Regions from separate parts of the Homo sapiens genome. Here region 1 is linked to region 2. Evidence: chromatin contacts called from ENCODE Hi-C or POLR2A ChIA-PET data. All regions are on one chromosome and are shown on one strand. The core of a region is the stretch at or near the end of the contact, and the rest is flanking DNA. Distances in the headings are between cores, read along the strand shown.

Region 1 (5,458 bases), core at 1,589-4,088, 78 kb before region 2:
CTAATCTCTAACCTAACATTCGGTCTACCAGTGCCACTTCATTGAGTTAATGAAGACAAAGTTATAGAACACATATGATTATAGAACTAGGAGGGACATCAGAAATTATCCAATCTAATTTTCTCATTTTGCAAATGAGGAAACTGAGGTCAAGGGAAGCTAACTTGCCAGAGTCACACTGCTGGTTGATTCAGCCAGAACCATAATGCAGACCTCTAACTCTATACTACCTACAGTATAAGGAATTTCCATCTAAGGAGATATTTAAAAATTTATCTTTAACAAGACTTCTTTTTTTTTTTTAATATATATATATATTTTTTTTATTATACTTTAAGTTTTAGGGTACATGTGCACATTGTGCAGGTTAGTTACATATATATACATGTGCCATGCTGGTGCGCTGCACCCACTAACTCGTCATCTAGCATTAGGTATATCTCCCAATGCTATCCCTCCCCCCTCCCCCCACCCCACCACAGTCCCCAGAGTGTGATATTCCCCTTCCTGTGTCCATGTGATCTCATTGTTCAATTCCCACCTATGAGTGAGAAATGGATAAATTCCTCGACACATACACTCTCCCAAGACTAAACCAGGAAGAAGTTGAATCTCTGAATAGACCAATAACAGGAGCTGAAATTGTGGCAATAATCAATAGTTTACCAACCAAAAAGAGTCCAGGACCAGATGGATTCACAGCCGAATTCTACCAGAGGTACAAGGAGGAACTGGTACCATTCCTTCTGAAACTATTCCAATCAACAGAAAAAGAGGGAATCCTCCCTAACTCATTTTATGAGGCCAGCATCATTCTGATACCAAAGCCGGGCAGAGACACAACCAAAAAAGAGAATTTTAGACCAATATCCTTGATGAACATTGATGCAAAAATCCTCAATAAAATACTGGCAAAACGAATCCAGCAGCACATCAAAAAGCTTATCCACCATAATCAAGTGGGCTTCATCCCTGGGATGCAAGGCTGGTTCAATATACGCAAATCAATACATGTAATCCAGCATATAAACAGAGCCAAAGACAAAAACCACATGATTATCTCAATAGATGCAGAAAAAGCCTTCAACAAAATTCAACAACCCTTCATGCTAAAAACTCTCAATAAATTAGGTATTGATGGGATGTATTTCAAAATAATAAGAGCTATCTATGACAAACCCACAGCCAATATCATACTGAATGGACTTCTTTCAATTATAAAGTAATACATATTCATAGTGAAAAAAGTAATAACAACATTACAGAAAGACATAAAAGGAAGAAAAGATGCCCCCTCTTTCTTTCACCCCTTTAGTCTTATTTGACACCCTAGAGGTAAAGCCATTAACAGTTTCTTGTGTGTCTGTTCAAAATTTTTTCTACACATATACATGTATATATGTAGAATAACTTAAAATGTGGAACCCCAAAAATGCATCTCTCACCTCAGACAGATGTTTTCCTCTGTATAACTGAGTTAACAGAGTCATATAATACTGCAACATGTCCTTAAGTTTGTAAAGCTGTAGGTATGATGTTCTTGTTAGGTACACCTCACCTGTTTTCCAGATCCGGCATGCTTAGGTTTCTAGCAGCAAAGCACATTTTGAGAGGGATGATCTTCCTGTCCTTGGTGCTGTTCTGGTGTTTTGGCGAACCAGAGTCCTCACTGCCACTAAAGCTTGGTGACTGGGGGGCTGCACCTTCCCACGGCAGATCTGATACTAATGATGGCTTCTTGATATATGGTGTTACTTCTCGGATGAACTTGACTATGAACAAAAAAATCAAAGAAGAAGGTTAGTAATTTTGCTTCCTATAATAAATGATAACTAAAGTATTCACATACATGCTATATCTATAACAAAGTGGAGGAAAGAGCTGGGCGCGGTGGCTCACTCCTGTAATCCCAGCACTTTGGGAGGCCGAGGCGGGTGGATCACTTGAGGTCAGGAGTTCAAGGCCAGCCTGGTCAACGTAGTGAAACCCCATCTCTACCAAAAATACAAAAAATTAGGTGAGCGTGGTGGCATGCGCCTGTAGTCCCAACTACTCAGGAAGCTGAGGCAGGAGAATTGCTTGAACCCGGGAGGCGGTGGCTGCAGTGAGATTGTGCCACTGCACTCCAGCCTGGGCGACAGAGCAAGACTCTGCCTCAAAAACAAACAAACAAACAAACAAACAAAAAATGGGGGAAAAAAGTAAGTTAAAGAGCCATGAATCCCCTGGAGATAGATTCTAAGACAGACCCATCTAGGCTTTAGATGATTCAACCTTTAGAAACTTCTCCATACTTCTACCCACTGGTTCCCTGTCTTCTCAAGCCATATAGAACAAACTTAATCTCTCTTCTACATGAGAACTCTGTAATTATCTGAAGACAGATTTTTCTCTTCTCTCTCCTCCCCATACTAAGCTAAGTATTTCTATTTCCATTCAACTCAATCAACTTTTATTAGCTACCTACCAAGTGTTGGGAATTAGGCTAGCCAGTAAAGACACAAGGGCAAATGAGCCATGGATTCTATCCCTCAAGGAATGCCCAGCCTTGCAGGGGAGACAGCTATGTAAACAGGCCATTACAGTTCTTAAAATCAAGTGCAAAAATAAAGTATATTCAAGATAAGGTATGATCTAATAAGCACAAAGCCAACTCAACTGATCCCCCTTGCTTGTTCAAAATACTCTATTTCCATTAATGTGGCCCCAAATGAAAATCAAGCTTTTAGTAGATAGGAAGCTTTTTTAAGTTCAAATTTAAAACTCATAAAATACTTGTTTTACTTCAGTCATGACTACAATTACTGTCACTCGAGGCATGGTGTTCTTGTTTCAAAAACTAGACAAACTGGCTGGGCACAGTGGTACACACAGTTTCTCCTGTGAATAGGTAATACATGCACATAAAACAAAACTCAAGAGGTATAAAAGGTTTTATAATAAAAGTCCAGATTTCTAGCTACCCTGTCTCCATTCCTAGAGGCAACCATTCAAAGAGATGCCTGGTATGCTAAGCATGTATGAAAATAAACACATACACATGCGTGTATATCTGATCATACATATGGTGGTACATTATGCTTACCGTGCTGCACCTTAGTTTTTTTATTTAATAAGGTTGATAGTCTTTTATAGGCCTAATAGTTGATAGCTCATTCTACAGCATGATGTGGTCATAGAGATGCCTTTGGAATCAAGAAGACCTTGTTCAAATCCTAACTGTGCTTGCTATTCAAAGCTATGTGACCGCACTTAACTGTTCTGAGGTCCTCATCTACAAAATGGGAGTAACACTAAGCAAATAAAAATTTCAGGCACATACTAAACATTCAATAAATACAGTAGGTACCTTTCTTTTTCCTTCCCTAAATTAGAAAGTTAGAGAAGAGTTAAAAAATTTTAATGGTAATCAGTAGAAGAGTTAAAGTTATTTTCTTATACGTTATTAAAAAAGATTTACTGAAATTAAGTATAATAATAAAAAATATAACAATTCCAATGCTAGAATTTAGATGTAGTATATCTCTGTGCTTTTTGTGCATAGTTATAATACACGTGCTTCTGGGTAGCTGCCTCAGGTCACCAAGGAGATTTTTTTACCCTAGAAAAATCAGCAGGAGTGCAGTCAGTATAACCCTTGAGCAGCTGACTCAAGCATTTCAATACATACTTCAGCTTTATGCTTTGAAGGACTTTGGCAGAAATTCCTAAGGTTTCCAGTTACTGCAAATGGCAGAGGCATGCTTTTTGAACATTTAAGGCAGTACACTATTGGGCTACCAACTGGAGGAAATTAAAGACATTCTAAATGAATTCTTGAATAATATAGTGGTTAGAAAAGAACCCTTAACGATCTACTCAGTTCATTCAATCACACAGTAGCATCACTGAACTGATTACTACACACATCCTAAAACAAAAACAGACATACACATACAATTTATGTATTGCCTTATTAAAAGAGCAATGAATTTTATCTGAGTTGATGGCAATGCAGTCCATACCCCCATCTAATTAGCCATCCAGAATGGCTGAAGAGCTGTGGATGGACATCTGTTTCTATGTTTGGGAATGGCAAAAAGTTAACAGTCTTCTGTTTCAGTCCTATGTTAAGGCCTTAACCTGGACACGTGGCTGGATAAGCAGAGCCTTTACACCCCCACATGGAGCTTTCAGTTCAACTCAGAATCCACAACATATTTCAGAATCATTTCATTTTTCCTGATAGTTGAAGATAATCCTCAAAATAATTTAATTAAACACTGATGTTTACAAACTGTTTTGAGTGTTCAGATGCTGAAGCTAATTTTCTTTCTTCCATTCATGTATCCCTTTTTTTTTTTTTTTTTTTTTAAGATGCAGTCTCACTCTGTCGCCCAGGCTGGAGTGCAGTGGCACAATCTCAGCTCACTGCAAACTCTGCCTCCTGGGTTCACGCCATTCTCCTGCCTTAGCCTCCCCAGTAACTGGGACTACAGGCGCCCGCCACCACGCCCGGCTAATTTTTTGTATTTTTAGTAGAGACGGGGTTTCACCGTGCTAGCCAGGATGGTCTCGATCTCCAGACCTCGTGATCCACCCGCCTTGGCCTCCCAAAGTGCTGGGATAACAGGCTTGAGCCACTATGCCCGGCCTCACGTATCCCTTTTACTGAACGTGAAGGTGGGCTTCCTCCCACCCCAAAAGCATTACTGTGATCCCTTCTCTTCTTTAGAGTGACAAAAACACATACATGTACTGCACACATGTACCTGTAAAGATGTCTGGAAGGAACTTAATCAAAATATCAATAGTGCTTATATACAGGTGTAGGATTGCATTTTTTTCTTTATGTTGTTCTGTATATTTAAAATTTTTGTTAAGTCCATAGTATTTATTTTAAAAACGTATTTAAGAAATGAAGAAAACTTATTCTGAGACCTTGTTCAAACTCTATCTTAATTTTATTTTTGAGACAGGGTCTCACTCTGTCCCTCAGGTTGCAGGGCAGTGGCACAATCATAGCTCACTGTAACCTCAAATTCTTGGGTTCAAGTGATCCTGCCTCAGCCTCCTGAGTAGCTGCAACTATAGGCACACACCGACACATCTGGCTAACTTTTTAATTTTTTGTAGAGACAAGGTCTTGCTATTTTGCCCAGGCTGATCTCAAACTCCTGGCTTCAAGCAACCCTCCCGCCTTAGCCTCTCAAAGCGTTGGGATTACAAGCATGAGCCACCACCCAGCCTGTTGCTCAAACTTTAAACATGAAAGACATGTAAACGGAAATCTTGAGGCTTCAAAAACTATAATGCACTGGATAGGATCCAAAATCCAACTGATTCTTACTGAATTCTAAGCTCTAATGAATAAGGTTATGAAGAGTTCCATGTTTGGGGCATGAGGCAGCATCTGATTTTAAACTGAATGCAAGTGGCTTCTTTTTTTTTTTTTTTTTTTTTTTTGAGACAAGGTCTG
Region 2 (5,219 bases), core at 600-3,099:
CCTGGGCAATCATCCTGCCTCAGTCTCCTGAGTAGCTGGGACAATAGGTAGGTGTGCACGGCTGCGCCTGGCTCAAGATTGGGAGCCTTTTTTTTTTTTTTTTTTTTTTTTGAGACAGTCTCGCTCTGCCGCCCAGGCTGGAGTGCAGTGGCGCAATCTCGGCTCACGGCAAGCTCCGCCTCCCGGGTTCACGCCATTCTCCCGCCTCAGCCTCCCGGGTAGCTGGGACTACAGGTGCCCACCACCACGCCCGGCTAATTTTTTGTATTTTTAGTAGAGATGGGGTTTCACCGTGTTAGCCAGGATGGTCTCGATCTCCTGAACTCGTGATCCGCCCACCTTGGCCTCCCAAAGTGCTGGGATTACAGGCGTGAGCCACTGCGCCCGGCCAAGATTGGGAGCTTTTAACTAAGTTCACTCATAAAAGGTCTCAGCAGGATTTTTTTACATTTCTCTGGATAGAAAATCTATGCTTCTTATATCTCAAGAATCAATGTTAAGCAAGGACTTTAAAGCCTAAGTTCTTTTTTTTCTCAGACAGAATCTCGATGTTACCCAGCCTGGAGTGCAGTGGTGCAATCATACTCACCGCAGCCTTGAACTCCTGAGCACAAGCTATCCTCCCATCTCAGCCTCTTGAGCAGCTGGGACTACAGGCATGCTCCACCACACCTAGCTAATTTTTATATTTTTTTTTTTTTTGTAGAGACAGGGTCTCACTATGTTGCCCAGACTGGTCTTGAACTCCAGCCTCAACCTCCTAAAGTACTGAGATTACAGGCGTGAATCACCATACCCAGCCTAAGGCAACTGACAACTGGCAAGCTACAAATGCATCAAGAAGCTAATCACATTTGAGTCATTTGAGTAATCAGTAATTTACAGAACTCTCCTTTTTTTTTTTTTGTTAATAGTGATGGGGTTTCACCATGGTGCCCAGGCTGGTTTTGAATTCCTGGGCTGAGGAGATCCACCTGCCTTGGCCTCCCAAAGTGCTGGGATTACAGGTATGAGCTACCAAGCCCAGCCTGCTTGACATTTATCCTATGGAACACTCCAACAAGTAAAATTTAAAGCCAGCTCTCATGACAACAAAGACTCTACCCTCAGCGCCAACATTTCTCACTACTTACGCATTTCATTTTGGTTAAGTATGATGTGCCTGCCTCTAACCTACTAAGGCAAGAACAATAAAACATATACAAGGGACAGCCAGCCTCAAAAAGGTGACTTGTCTCCCACAAGCCAGGTTCTCTGCATGGAAACTGAAGGTGCTCTTATCTTCCGATTGTGGAGTTTATTACATTTTGGTATCACAAAGGAACCAACTATCCAGAATAACAACACAAGATGTTTTACCTTATATATCTTAGAAATTTTAAAAGCATGAGCTGTGCGCCTCCGGATGACATCTGATTCATTCGTGGGAGGAAATGGATTGTAGAGTAAGGTTTTGTCATTTGGAAGGGGCTAAAAAAACAAAGACACATTGTTTAAATGGTTACTTTTATTGGGCTTCTGCAGACCAAAGATCTGTAGTGCATTTTGAGCCCAACATCATCTTCTAACCATCATATATATTCAGTACCTCCCTGACATTCGTTAATTCGGGAAAACAGCTGTAGCCATAATACCTCTATTCAGAAAAACTAGGGGGGAAAAAAAGAAGAAAAGGAGAGAGAGGGAGAAAGAGCTGAAGCTACTCTTGCAGCCACACTGTAGAGGGTGGGTGTATGAGGCAAAGAGAGCTTGTTAACTCCATGCAGCAAGATCAAAGGGCCCTTCTGCGGCTTCTGGCCTGTCTCATCAGTATCACTTTGTCAGAATGGAACAAACTGGCAAGTGCAGGAGCTCAGCCCACACAGGGTCTGTGCTTTCTAGACTCTCCCCCAACCAGATCACAGACTGGACAAGTGACTGGAGTTCTCCCCAGGCGAAACCTCAACACAAACCACCTGTGCTGATGTCACTGACACCTCGAGGTGGCCTCTGGCCAAAGAAATGATATTTTGTCTCTGACTTCCTGGGAAATAGCTATGCCTACTGTAAGGAAGCGATGAACTTAAAGCCAATGCTTTGGAAAAAATGATCTGGGCTCAATTACAAAGAGGCAAGAGAGTGGGAGGGGCCCTTCCTGTATCACTCATCTTGCAGAAGGCACTTGTCAGCCAGCTCTGCTTCCCACACCCAGAGGTCGCAGGGCCCACGAGATGATTCCAGTGACACATCCCCGTGCACACCTCCTTTAGAGCCATCTGCTGCTTTCCCCCATGTTCCTTCCACCCCCACCTTCACAAACACACCAAAACACCGTGTGATGGTTGTAATCTAAGCCCAAAGTGCAGGACAGGCATGGCCACAATGCTCCTAGGAAACAAAGCACCTGCCCAGAAAAGCCATACAAATTCAGGGTGAATCAAAACAGCAGCTGGCAAAGAGGACAGAATCTAAAACTGAAGAAAATGCTCGTATCCCATGTAAATCACAGCCATGAAGAATTTTCCTAGCTGGGTTTTTCGAAGATGTTAAGACCAGTTCCTCAAGCCTGCAGACAGCGTTTTAGTAGCTTTAGCGAAGGGGCACAGAGGTCAAAACCTCAGCCTGTACCTCCTTTAATGAAACCAGGTTATTCAGATACCCCAGAGTTCAAAGTTGAAAGCAAGTTAGCCAAATCAATGATACTTCCGGATGAGGGTCACCTTCCGAATACTGGCCTAATCACTTTTCTGTGTAAGATTTATGTGCTTACTCGCAAAGTAGACAAATAGTCAAATCAGCAAAAGCCAGTATACAAAGGCCAGCCCCTTCCCCGAGAGCCTCCCGAAGAACTGTGGGAACACAAACCAGGGAATCTGTAAAACAAAAGCCCCTCTCCTCCAAGAAATGTACTAGCTACCTGTATTCTGATTTACTAGCTACCTTTATTCTGAGTCTCTGTCCTCTTACCTTATTGTACTTGTTGCTTTTAGAACTTTAAGATTCAGAAGAAGATTTGGGAGGTAGCAGTGAAGAACTCACCAATGACTTGTCAATGATGCAGAACATGTAGGCATCATGGAGAAGGATGTGCATCGGTCTCTTGGGATGAAAACTGATGTGTGTGATAGGAGTATCCCTTTGGAGCCAAAGGTGGTGAAAGCCCTGCTTCTGGACAGTCCGGCTCCAATCTGTATACTGTTTGTCTGGGATGCTGTACTCAAATACCTGAGGGAGGACATGACATAGAGAAATGCAGGCTGGTACTCAGAAAGACCAGAAGGGCATTCTCATCCCTAACCAGAAAGTATCTATACAAAGCTTCAACTGTATTATATTCATTCTATGCTCTCCCAACACTTTTTTTTTTTTTTGAGATGGAGTCTCACTCTGCCACACAGGCTGGAGTGTAGTGGCGTGATCTCCGCTCACTGCAAGCTCCGCCTCCCCGGTTCAAGCCGTTCTCCTGCCTCAGCCTCCCAAATAGCTGGGACTATAGGCGCCCACGAGTACGCCCGGCTAATTTTTTGTATTTTTAGTAGAGATGGGGTTTCACTGTGTTAGCCAGGATGGTCTTGATCTCCTGACCTCGTGATCTGCCCGCCTCAGCCTCCCAAAGTGCTGGGATTACAGGCGTGAGCCACCGCGCCCTGCCCATCTTTTCAGAGCTATTTTATGCACATAATACATAGCGTTCTGTATCTTGCTTTTGTTGCTCAGTGTTATATCACGGAGACTGACCCACATTAATACACATATATATCGGTCATGCCCATTCTGAAACACAGAATAGTCCACTCATTTTGTCCATGTATCATGATTTACTTATCCACTCTGCTTAATGGACATTAGCTTGTTTCATATCTTTGTCTACTACAAACAAAGCTGTCTCTGTATAAATGTCTTTTTGCACAGCTAGAAGCATATATATCTATATACAGATATATATATACATATATATATATATATATATATATATATAAAGAATGATTAGAACTGAAATTTCTAAGTCAAAGACCATGTGGACTTTAAAATTTTTAAGGTATTGCCAACATGTCCTCCAAAAGGGTTAGGATAATTTACACAATGTGTGAGAGTACTGTTTCCCTATACCTTCAGAACACTGTATATTATCAAGTCTTTGATCTTTGCTAATCTAACAGATATAAAAAACTTCCCATCAGTTTTACTTTCAGAAGCACTTAAGGGACTAAGTGCCAGTAAAAGGTGTCATGGGGGAAATTATCATTATGTGTGACAAAGGCAAAGATGTGTGGCTTCACTACTCTTTCAGTCTTTGGTCAAGGACTCAAATCTATAAAACTGAGAGATTTCACTTTTTGGACAGTGTGTGTGTGCATGTGTGAGTGTAAAAACTGACCATCAGCCGGGCGCGGTGGCTCAAGCCTGTAATCCCAGCACTTTGGGAGGCCGAGGCGGGCGGATCACAAGGTCAGGAGATCGAGACCATCCTGGCTAACATGGTGAAACTCCATCTCTACTAAAAATACAAAAAATTAGCCGGGCATGGTGGCGGGCGCCTGTAGTCCAGCTACTCGGGAGGCTGAGGCAGGAGGATGACATGAACCCGGAAGGCGGAGCTTGCAGTGATCGGAGATCGCACCACTGCACTCCAGCCTGGGCGACAGAGCGAGACTCTGTCTCAAAAAAAAAAAAAAAAAAACAAACTGACCATCAAAGCAGTAAGCATCATTTGCCTAGCACTCTACTTAAATGTGCTTCCTGGATTACATTTAATCTTCCCAACAGCTCAGTGAGGTAGATATTAACATCTCCAATTTTACAGATGAATTATTGATAACTTCCTAATATAATTATTGATAACTTCCTAATATATTCCGCAGCCCAGGTTTTTTTTTTTTTAAAGATCTCCTTATAATCACAATCTCCTTACAAATTGGTATAGAAAAAAGTAGATTAGGTTCTAATTTTGGCTGAGATTAGGTACCTGATCTTATTAGGGCTTGATTTCCTCATCGGCAAGCGTAAAGGTGAATGATACAATCTTTTAGTCACTTTCAACTCTCAAAATCTTATTCCATCCCATATCCAGTTTAATACCCAAGCCCATGTCATCTCTCCTCTAAAACAATCAGGAAAATGAGTACTTCAAAATTCCTCCTCCCTCTTGTGATTCTTTACTCTAGAATCTTAGTGCTTCTCCATTTAAATTGCATCCCATCAAACCAATGCATACTGCTGGCCTATGATGAGCCCAGACC

The links. A loop is a pair of places that touch in the nucleus more often than their neighbours do. ChIA-PET counts read pairs that join two places held with the same protein, here RNA polymerase II (POLR2A). Pooled maps may share reads with other maps.
Region 1: a loop to region 2 is called in a map of endothelial cell of hepatic sinusoid, with 4 times the contacts of the local background. The contact joins two enhancer-like sites. A Hi-C loop is called at or near these places in 2 of 168 maps with a recorded cell type or tissue (endothelial cell of hepatic sinusoid and left ventricle myocardium superior) and 2 of 50 pooled maps. POLR2A ChIA-PET finds 5 or more read pairs at or near these places in 7 of 52 experiments (AG04450, CD8-positive, alpha-beta memory T cell, HEK293 and 4 more).

What each region holds. Positions count from the first base shown.
Region 1 is chr16:69,241,916-69,247,373 of GRCh38, reverse strand. It overlaps SNTB2 (syntrophin beta 2), which reads right to left. Exons shown (of 7, transcript NM_006750.4): 2 at 1,559-1,772. Among named protein-coding and RNA genes, the nearest start is that of SNTB2, 57 kb to the right of the region's middle. Within about 2 kb of position 2,838, at least 2 of the 41 ENCODE cell types and tissues checked have a DNase peak (open chromatin) inside an H3K27ac peak, as active enhancers do.
Region 2 is chr16:69,163,326-69,168,544 of GRCh38, reverse strand. UTP4 (UTP4 small subunit processome component) reads right to left here. Exons shown (of 17, transcript NM_032830.3): 15 at 3,019-3,204; 16 at 1,360-1,470. Among named protein-coding and RNA genes, the nearest start is that of SNTB2, 21 kb to the left of the region's middle. Within about 2 kb of position 1,849, at least 7 of the 41 ENCODE cell types and tissues checked have a DNase peak (open chromatin) inside an H3K27ac peak, as active enhancers do.